Linked DNA regions of Homo sapiens: region 1 is linked to region 2. Evidence: read pairs that join two places in POLR2A ChIA-PET (ENCODE). Cell type or tissue: A673. All regions are shown on one strand. Links, peaks and the distances in the headings refer to the core of each region. The heading gives the core; the rest is flanking DNA.

The links. ChIA-PET counts read pairs that join two places held together with the same protein. Peaks named below come from ENCODE experiments on the same cell type or tissue, not always from the same donor. Only the 100,000 strongest peaks of a DNase experiment are listed, where the experiment ranks them.
Region 1: POLR2A ChIA-PET joins it to region 2 with 5 read pairs; 2 of 35 experiments call an interaction of 5 or more read pairs at or near these places.

The regions. Positions count from the first base shown.
Region 1 is chr3:178,116,205-178,121,593 of GRCh38, reverse strand. No RefSeq gene overlaps it. Among named protein-coding and RNA genes, the nearest start is that of LINC01014, 300 kb to the left of the region's middle. In A673, for the core only: no CTCF peak of the experiment used is centred there; no DNase peak of the experiment used is centred there.
Region 2 is chr3:177,068,094-177,073,482 of GRCh38, reverse strand. The region is part of intron 2 of TBL1XR1 (TBL1X/Y related 1); the gene reads left to right. Among named protein-coding and RNA genes, the nearest start is that of TBL1XR1-AS1, 33 kb to the right of the region's middle. In A673, for the core only: no CTCF peak of the experiment used is centred there; DNase peaks (open chromatin) are centred at 2,592, 3,292, 3,562, 3,662 and 2 weaker places; H3K27ac peaks cover 5,000 bases.

The DNA.
Region 1 (5,389 bases), core at 96-5,095, 1.0 Mb before region 2:
GGTGGGTTTGTGAGGGTGTTGCCTAAAAAGATTAACATCTGAGTCAGTGGACTGGGAGAGGCAGACCCACCCTCAATCTGGGTGGGCACCATCTAATCAGCTGCAAGCATGGCTAGGATAAAGCAGGCAGAGAACGTGGAATGAGCAGACTCCCTGAGTCTTTTGGCTTCATCTTTCTTTCCATACTGGGTGCTTCCTGCCCTCGAACATCAGACTCCAAGTTCTTCAGCTTTCGGACTCTTGGACTTACACCAGTGATTTGCCACAGGCTCTCGGGTCCAAATACTGAAGGCTGCACTGTTGGCTTCCGTACTTTTGAGGTTTTGGGACTCCGACTGGCTTCCTTGCTCCTCAGCTTGCAGATGGCCTAGTGTGGGACTTCACTTTGTGATCATGTGAGTCAATACTCCTTAATAAACTGCCCTTTGTATATTCATCTTTCCTATTCTGTACCTTTAGAGAACTCTGACTAACACAATACTGTTCCAGACCTTTTAAAAAATATGCTGACTAACCAAAGCAAGACTGTTCTAGCTGAGTAAATAAACAATATAAGCAATCTTGGTTTGTCTACAGACAACCACCCACTTATCTGTTACGCTGCCTCTCATCCTCTAGTCTCCTTCTTACCTAACGCCCTGTGTTAGGCAGTTCTTGAATTGCTACAGAGAAATACCTGAGACTGGGTAATTTATAAAGAAAAGAAGTTTAATTGGCTCACGGTTCCACAGGCTATACAGGAAGCATGATGCTGGCATCTGCTTTGCTTCTGGGGAAGCCTCAGGAAACTTACAATCATGGTGGAAGGCAAAGTGAAAGCAGACAGTTCACATGGTTGGAGCAGGAGCAATATAGAGAGGGGAGAGGTGCTATACACTTTTATATAAACAGATCTCACAAAAACTCACTATCATGATGACAGCACCAAGGCGGGGAGGGTATTAAACCATGAGAAACCACCCTCATGATTCAGTCACCTCCCACCAGGCCACACCTCCAACACTGGGGATTACAATTGAACATGAGATTTGGGTAGGGACACAGATAGAAACATATCACTCCCCTTCCCTCCCAGTCCACTCAGCTGTCAATGCTGGATCCTGTCTAGGTTCTAGTCCTTTACCTAATACCAGTTGAGTCTTGCTTTCCTTCCTTTGATTTCATTCAGTTCCGGAAAAGAACTTCCTGGGTGTGCTATCAGTCTCTTCCCTCATACTTCTACCTTATGTAGGAAGAAGCTGCCCCTTCCTCTGACACATGACCCCTTTGATCACCTCACTTGATTGTCTTCTGGTCAAAGAAGGGAATCCAACAGATTTAGGGGAAAAAAAAATGATTTCTAAGCTTGTTGTCAAACCAACTGAGATGTAATGGCCAAAAGTTGCATTTAAAGTAGGATGATTCATCTTTCTTTTCACACTCATGAAATGCTGTGTTGAATCAGTTGCTCTCTAGCCTGTGGAAGAAAAATGTGTCTTTACACTTACTGGATGACTCTACCTTCATCTTAAGATGAAGAACTATTTCATAAACTGGTTCAGTTTCAAAAGTGTTCTTTTGCTGATCTCAAAGATAAATAGCCTCAAGGAGTCAAAATGATTTCATAAATTTTCATCAAAAACTATAACTCTGACTTGAATCCTATTTGGAACAAAATGCAAATACACAGTACTTAAAATATTTTTGAAGAACTAGCAGCTGTACAAAACTACTTTCTTTTTTTTTTTTTTTTTTTTTTGAGATGGTGTCTCGCTCTGTCACCAGGCTGGAATGCAGTGGTGCAATCTCGGCTCACCGCAACCTCTGCCTCCAGGGTTCAAGCAATTCTCCTGCCTCAGCCTCTTGAGTAGCTGGGACTAAAGGCACACGCCACCAAACCCAGCTAATTTGTGTATTTTTTAGTAGAGACGGAGTTTCACCATGTTGGCCAGGATGGTCTTGATCTTTTGACCTCATGATCCACCTGCCTTGACCTCGCAAAGTGCTGGGATTACAGGTGTGAGCCACTGTGCCCGGCCTAAAACTAGAGAATAATTTTTTATAATCTGAAGATTACTTCAGAAGTCAAACCACTGGCAAGGGCACCTACTGGGTAGCCTGTGCCACTCACACACTTTTTTGGAGAAGCTACTGTTACCAAAGGATGCCAGTGATTATAGACATCCCTGCGTGCAACAGGAAGCCTTGGTGCATACCATAGTCATGTCCATTTTGAAGAAACACTAGTGTATCCAAAAATGTCTGATAGTATAATTTTGCTCTCTATTCAAGGGTGGCAAGCTGAAAGATGGGCAGTTGATTCCTGCCAGGTACATTAGGGTCCTTGTTTGAGAATGTGGAATAGTAACTTAGAGATTTGAGTTGCAGTCTAGATATTCTTTAATAGAAAAAGTGAAAATTCAAAAGTTGTTGCAATCAAGATCTGTAATATGGGTTGAAAAGCGAAAAATTTAGTTTTCAGAGACAGGGAGAGAGAGAGAAAGATCAAACAACATCAGACACTCAGAAATAATCACAAATGAGGGATGGAGAGACATGATGTCCCAGTCTTCCCATAGTGTACCAGCCTTTGATTACACTCCATCCGTGAAACCCTGCTAATTCCCAGACCTTACATTCTTGAGATGTCCTTATACCTTTATAATAAATATAGCAGCTGTATAAAACTAGATTTTTTTTTTTTGAAATGGAGTCTCGTTCTGTCGCCAGGCTGGAGTGCAGTGGTGTGATCTCGGCTCACCACAACCTCTTTATAATAAAATAATCTTTTTTCACCTAAATTTTGTTCTACTAGGGTTCTTTTTTAGAAATAATAAATTTCTATTTTCTGCAGCAAATACTCTTCCAGCAAGATTCATGGAAATAAAGTTTTGTTTAAATAATACAAAACTACTTCATTTCACTCACATATTGAAGAACTTGTTTTCTACAAACCATTGTGCTTTTCTTTTAGAAATTTGCAGATGAATTACATATGGGTCCTGCAAAGAGTACATGAGGAGAAAAAGACATGTATGTAAGTTGGTAGCATGCATGGTAGAAAGGTGTGATGGCCACAAGAGGCACAGAGCCCACACACTATGGAAATAGATGATTTCCCGCAATGACCCAATACAACTTTAGAAAGAAGTGGAACTTGAGTTTGTATGTGGCAAATGGGTATTATTTGGACATGTGGGATTAGGATGAAAATCATTCTCAGTAGACAGAATGTGAACATGTCTAGGAAGAACAGAGAGAGATGTATAAGCAACAGTTCAGTTTCACTAAAATAAAAGGTTTGCAGACAGATGTAGTGATTAAGATTAGAAAGATAGATTTGGGCCAGATTAACAGAGGTCTTTAAAGCCCATGAAGTAAGCTTAGACTTTGTCATAACAAATCTTTGGCCCCAAATAGTCAATAAGAATTTTTTTTTTCTTTTTTTTGAGACAGAGTCTTGCTCTGTGTTGCCCAGGCTGGAGTGCAGTGGTGTGATCTCAGCTCACTGCAACCTCTGCCTCCCAGGTTCAAGTGATTCTCCTGCCTCAACGTCCTGAGTAGCTGGGACTACAGGCGCCTGCCACCATGCCCGGCTAATTTTTGCATTTTTAGTACAGATGGGGTTTCACCATGTTGGCCAGGTTGGTCAAACTCCTGACCTCTGGTGATCCACCCACCTCAGCCTCCCAAAGTGCTGGGATTATAGGCATGAGCCACCGTGCCCAGCCAACAAGGATTTTTAAACCAGGAAATGATATCAGCAGTGACTCAGGAGGCTGGACCAAGTGGTAGTACAAATGATGGGCTGTGGGAGAACAGAGGACACCAGTGAGAAAGCTGGTTCTGGGGTTCATTAAGTGGTAATAAGGGTTGGAGAAGAAAGAATTTTCTTCAGCAGGTTTTTGAGGATTTCAGTGTGATTAAGGAAGAGCAAGGTTTCCATCAAAGTGAGGCAGCTAAAGTGCTTCAGGAAGAGGCTGAAAAAATAGGTTGGTTTGCTCTGAGTGGCGGGAGTCACTGGACCCCACTGTTAAGGAGCTGGGAGCCTAGCTGACAGAGTAAAAATGTAGATGGCCGGTCTGGATAGGAAATTAATGAGAACATGGAGGGACACAACAGAGAAAGAGATTTTTATCTAACAAAGCAATTGTGAATTAAAAGGATTAAGAAAAGGAAAGTAGGAGTTAGACGGAAGGCATAGGATGCAAATCCATATCCAATTAATATTAATTGCCTAGAGGGTTCCAGGTATATTTATAAATTGAATTACATTTAAATAGTTTCTCTGTTTTACAGATCTACATAAGCTGAGAAACTTGCTTAAGATACGCCTATTTTAAGTGGTACAACTGAAATCTGAACCCAGGTTTTCTGGTGTCTTGACTCTTCGATTTTAATTCTTTGTATTGTATCACATTATCTCTCATCAAGATTAGTAGAGGTGAAGGGAAATAAACACAGAGCCAGACTATGTTTCAGTAGCAATGTTGGTTTCACTGAGTACACAGCCTTCATAAACCAGCTTCCTCAAGTGCTCAACCTAGATCAAAGTAATTCCCAGTTAGGCCACTGGCTGTTAATAAATAATTCATTACATAAAATTACTAAATAAGTGCCAGAGGTAAGAAATTATATATTTTGATATTGTGACAAAAATCAATAAAATTCAACTATCAGGTTTTTTTTTTCTGGTTTCATAGCTTGTTAATTTTGTGACTATTCATTTGAGTAACTACATCTGAAATACGAGAGTAAAAAGCTAGTGGCCATTTATTCATGTATTATAGATGCCAAATTCCAGAAGTGTGTGACATTTACATGAATATAAAACAAATTTATTGTAATTAATGTTATTACCATGAATAAGAATAAATTCATAACATCCAATATGTAAATACTAAGCAAAGCATGTAATTTGTCTCTTTTTGAAATTAATCTCACATTCACATTAATATGATTTATGTTATTGTAATACACACTATGCCTCTGGAATAAGAGTAGAAATGATTAGTTCTTTATGTGACCTTAATAACAAATAATGTGCTAACAGAATCATAAATATCAACTAAAATTAATTAAATTTTCCCATATTTTTAAAATAGCTTCCTGAATTGGATCTTTGCATAGTAATAGAATGAATGAAAATAAGTGTAAGTGCCTCGGCATATTGAAATGTCAAAAGAGAGGACACCTGCAGTCATAGTTCAAGGCATGGATCATAGATTGTAAAAAGTTAGAGGCAGGAAGGGTCTCAGAGGTCATGCAGTTCAATGACTTCATTTTGCAGATGAGGGAGAGGAAGGCCAGAGATGCTGGGACTTTTCCAGGGTTCAATACACAGTTACGAAGTGGCAATGCCAAGAACACAGAACAGACCTCCTGACTTCAGTCCATTGTTCTTTTTGCT
Region 2 (5,389 bases), core at 317-5,316:
TTAGTAGATGCCATGTGTTATATCAAAACTAGAGCTTTGATACTCTGATATTTATGGCTTTTAAGTACCTTTTTTGTTTATTAAGTATAAACTTATCAATATGTATTCCAACATGAACACAACAGAAACCAAACTAAAGATTTAGGTTGTGTTAAAATATGACCAGTACTGTGGGCTAAGGAGCCTGTTTTCCAGTTTTTCCAGAGAAACTCTTTGACAAAAATATTTGTCACCAATATTGCCATGAGGGACTCAATAGGTCTCAAACATTTTGGTCTTAGGATCTTGTTACAATCTTAATTTATTGATGATCTCAAAGAGCTTTTGTTTATGTGGGTTATAGTTATCAATATTAAATGTATCAGATATTAAAATGGAAATTTTGTATTACTTACTAATGTATTTTTTTTCTTTTTTTGAAATCAAACTCTCTCTTTGTCACCCAGGTTGGAGTGCAGTGGTCCTGTCTTGGCTCACTGCAACCTCCACCTCCTGGGTTCAAGCGATTCTCCTGCCCCAACCCCCCAAGTAGCTGAGATTACAGGTGCATGCCACCACACCTGGCTAATTTTTGTATTTTTAATAGAGACAGGGTTTCGCCATGTTGGCCAGGCTGGTCTCGAACTCCTGACCTCAAGTGATCCACCCGCCTCGGCTTCTCAAAGTGTTGGGATTACAGGCGTGAGCCACTGCGCCTGGCCATTTCATTCATTTGCAGGAAAATGTCTGCCAAATCCCCAGTCTGAATAACTATATTGTCATTTCTTCTTTGAAGTATAAACGCTGTTCCATGAAAAAAGTGGCTAGTGTAACTTGCAATTCAAACCATTGCAGTCCTGTTTTTTGAGACAACCATCATTTTAGTATGCAACGGAAGTAACTCTGTTACTTAGCACTTTGTTACACACACAGCATATTAAAAAGATGTGTATTTGAACATTTAAGATTTTCATAATATCACCTTTTCTGTTTCATTCAAGGATATTCTTCAGGGAATTTTTTTTTTTTTTTTGAGTGCATAGTGGTGAAAAAATACAATGACTACTAGTAATACCATCAGGTCTTGATTCGTAATACTAAGGTGTGAGCAGTTTTACCCACTATCGCTTTGTAACATTGGTGCAAATGCCAATGGAGTGAAAAATGCAAGTAATATCTTAGTAATACCATAAAAGTAATTTTGACCTCACAGTTCCCTTAAAAAGTCTTGGGAACTCCAGGGGTCTACGGATCCCAATTACTATGCTAAATAAAAAGTTGATCACATTTTGTCATTAGTATAATAGAATACCGTATCTGATTTTAAGTTTTGAACACCTTGAACAGCCTTAACAGTGAAGTACATTGCTGTGTGTCTTTTAAGAAAGAATCTTCTAAGAAGGTACTATTCTATTAAGAAATATTAAGAGTTAACTTTGCAGTTAGAATCTGTAACTTGACTGGGTAGGGCACATATAAGGAATGTACACGGTAGGGCCTCAGTGTGGTTATGGAGTGATGTACTTCTCTTCTCCCCAGCCCATGTGCCCTGGGGGCTTTTTTGTTTGCCTGTTTTTTAAATAGTACATTTTATATGACAGTACTGCCAACTGTTTTCTCTCATCCTGTGAAATTGACCTATGAGACTTTCATGGTGGATTTCTCCTAGTTTTCAATAAAAGTTGGAAGCCTTCTCCAATTTATGTCAGTTATCTTTACTCCATATACTTTTCCCTTTTTCTTCTGGGTTTACTAGTAGCTGGGTTGTGTGTGAGTGCACATCTGTATGTGTCAATCTATTAGCTGAGTACTAAATTTAGTTTGCATCGTCTTCACTCGATTTGAGCGAGCATTTATTGCCCTGTGGGGGATGGATGTTGATCTCTTCACAGTTTTTTTTTAAAACTATACTTTGATACTTGGGCTGTTATCAATCACATATTTCTGCTTCCTGAACAATCTTTTGGACATTTTTACTCTAGCCCTTCCAGAGAATTGACTGAGTATAACCAATCCATGGACACAAGTTTTGATTTACTTACTAGTCTGAGTTACGTAGGATTTTTTTCCCTCATGAGGAACCAAGGAATAACCACATCTTCTTCTAATACAGTGTTTCATAAACATTACTGTGGGTAGTATTTATTACCCTGGCCTCCTTTTCTCTTTGTTCTTCCTATAATATTTGAGTTTTAAGCAGAGTTCCTATCTATTCAGGTGATTAACTGTCCTTGTAAAGCTTTAGCATGTGTTCCACTCTTTGAGATTCTTAGATGAAACCCCGTCTCTACTGAAAATACAAAAAATTAGCCGGGCACGGTGGCGGGTGCCTATAGTCCCAGCTGCTCGGGAGGCTAAGGCAGTAGAATGGCGTGAACCTGGGAGGCGGAGCTTGCAGTGAGCCGAGATCGCACCACCACACTCTAGCCTGGGCAACAGAGCAAAACTCTGTCTCAAAAAAAAAAAAAAAAACAGATTCTCAGAACATGTCTGTTCCAAAGCTAGAATAAGTAGTTAGTTTTAGTTGATAAAGTCTCATTAGCTTTCTATTGTAATACAGATTCCTATTCAGACACACTCAGTATTTTATGCTAGTCAGACAGATTTTGACAGATCTTGATTTTAGTTTATTTTTATTTATTTATTTATTTTTTTTTTGAGACGGAGTCTTGCTTAGCTGCCCAGGCTGGAGTGCAGTGGTGCAATCTCAGCTCACTGCAGCTACCGTCTCCTGGGTTCAAGCGATTCTCCCATCTCAGCGTCCTGAGTAACTGGGATTACAGGCACCTGCCTCATGCTGGCTAATTTTTGTATTTTAGTAGAGATGGGGTTTCGCCACGTTGGCCAGGCTGGCCCTGAACTCCTGACCTCAGGTGATCCACCCGCCTCGGCCCCCCAAAGTGCTAGGATTACAGATGTGAGCCACCGCACCTGGCCAATTTTTATTTTTCGTGTCTGACTTTCTAATTCTTTGCCAGACTGACATTGCTTTACCTTAAGTTCTGTGACTGATTACTGCTTAGTTATTGAAAATATGTACCAGAAGTATGACCTATCTTCTTATCTCTTAGCATTTTCATTTCTTGTCCTTCTTTGTTCCCCTGTTGATATACCTTGACTGTAATTTATTCAGTTATTCCATACATATTTATTATTTCCTAGGATATGTATTTTTATGTTTTAGAAGGATCTTAGTTATAATCTGTGTAAATAATCACTTTTATACATTTAGGAAGTTGAAGTCAATGTCTGTGGGCAATGAGGCAGCTCATCAGAGGTCTTTTGGGTATAAAAAGAAATAAATTTGTAGCTAATGACTCTTGGACTTAAATCAAAGTGACTCATCATATAATGGATGCTAGTTTACTGCTTTCAAGCCTCAAGAGCTTTGCTGAGACTTTTAAAAAATTGCTTAATTGAGATTATGAGTCAGTGTTCCCTATCATCAAATAAACAACAAATATTCTGTTTTTTAAAAAAGCATTTTGTGAAAACCATTCTTACCTGTGGGCTATACAAATATAGGTGACAGGTTGAATTTGACATACAGGCTGTAGTTTGCAGATCCCTGGCTTAGATCACAGTTGAAACCAGTTTGATACTAGAAGTCTCAGTTAACTAATGAATAATTGATTTGGTGTGTTGTTTTTCCTTCCTTCCTTCCTTCCTTCCTTCCTTCCTTCCTTCCTTCCTTCCTTCCTTCCTTCCTTTCCTTCCTTTTCCTTCCTTTCCTTCCTTTCTTTCCTTTCCTTTCTTTCTTTTCTTTCGTCAGAGTTTTCCTCTGTTGCCCAGGCTGGACTGCAGTGGTGCGATCTCGGCTCACTGTAACCTCCACCTCCCGGGTTCAAGCAATTCTCATTCTTCAGCCTCCCGAGTAGCTGAGATTACAGGCCTGCGCCACCATGCCTGGGTAATTTTTTTGTATTTTTTTTTGTAGAGATGGGGTTTCACCATGTTGATCAGGCTGGTGTCAAACTCCTGACCTCAGGTGATCTGCCTGCCTTGGCCTCCCAAAGTGCTGGGATTATAAGTGTAAGCCACCATGCCCAGCTGGTGTACTGTTTTTTTTATGTCTTTATATGTTGGTGTTTATAAAGGTTGATAAGTCTTAATAAACATCATGTGCAGTAGGTACTGAAATATTTCTTAATGAGATGAGCTTATTGTTTTCCCTTTTCCTGATTCCTGGAGATGTCTGTCTGAGATCTGACCCTGATTTTGGTCTTCTAATACATTTTTTAGGCCTATAAAAATGCTTTCTTAAAAATTGCTTTATGACCTCATACTCTCAGGTAGCTTGCAAGGTTCCTATATACAACTCTGTGACATATACTGACTCACGTCTTTGAAGTTTAGAAGTAGAGGAGACTGTCTGATTCCATTTTCTCATTTTATAGATGACACAGAGACCCAGAAAATTTGCATCACTTGTCTAAAATCATATAGGCCATCCAAGATGTTATTTTTAATTTACATCCGAGCTCTGGATTCCAATGAAAGAGAGAAGGAAAAGTAATTTAAGTTCGTCACATCTAAGTTATAATTATACTTTAGTTTTGGACTAAGTTATGTTTGTAAGATAAAGTAATTTCGATTACACATTTGACTTTAGATCATGCAAAGAGTGTCCAGATCTCTTAAAAATGTGCTATAGCTAGGAGATTTAAGAAGATAATCTTATTTCTTTCTTTGTGTCCATAACTCTTTCACTGTTTTTTTCAGTCATCTAGATTTAAAATTATGTAATCGAGGATCACAGTTGGGCCCTGGCTTCAAGAATGGAATCAGAAAAGAATATGCTGTCTGTCTTGATTGAGGGTGACATTTAAAGTAGTACTTTGATGTGTAGGAGAACTAGGAGAGGATTAAATATTTGGAGCAGTAGTTGTCCAGCGAGTATATGCTGAACTGAGTTTTGTGATGCTGAAAATGCTGTACATATTCAGCTCACTGAATAGTCGTAGCTGGATTGCCTCACTAGTCCTGTGTTTTTGTAATATTTGCTGAATTATTGGCTACAAAGTTATGCAGTAAAATGATATTTCATGGTGAACATTTACAATATTAAGCGAACTTTTGAATATAGCCACCAATTGGCTAAATATTAAGACTAATTTTGGATTTGCTTTTGGCTACATTAATATAGCTATGGTTTGAATTAAGTAGTTGATTGCCTATAAGTGATTGGAATTTTAAATAAAAGCTTTTATGAGTATACAAGTGATTTCTGAGAGGAGGAAAGTTACAAAGATCTAATTTTTGGGAGGATCTCAGTTAATATTTAAGAATGAGTAAATATGATCAGGTAGAATATACAAATAAATCCTTTGTGAATTTAGGAAGTGTCTATTTTGAATATCCTGTTTATTTAATAAGCCATAAGCTCTTTGAGGGCAGGACTTCATTTATG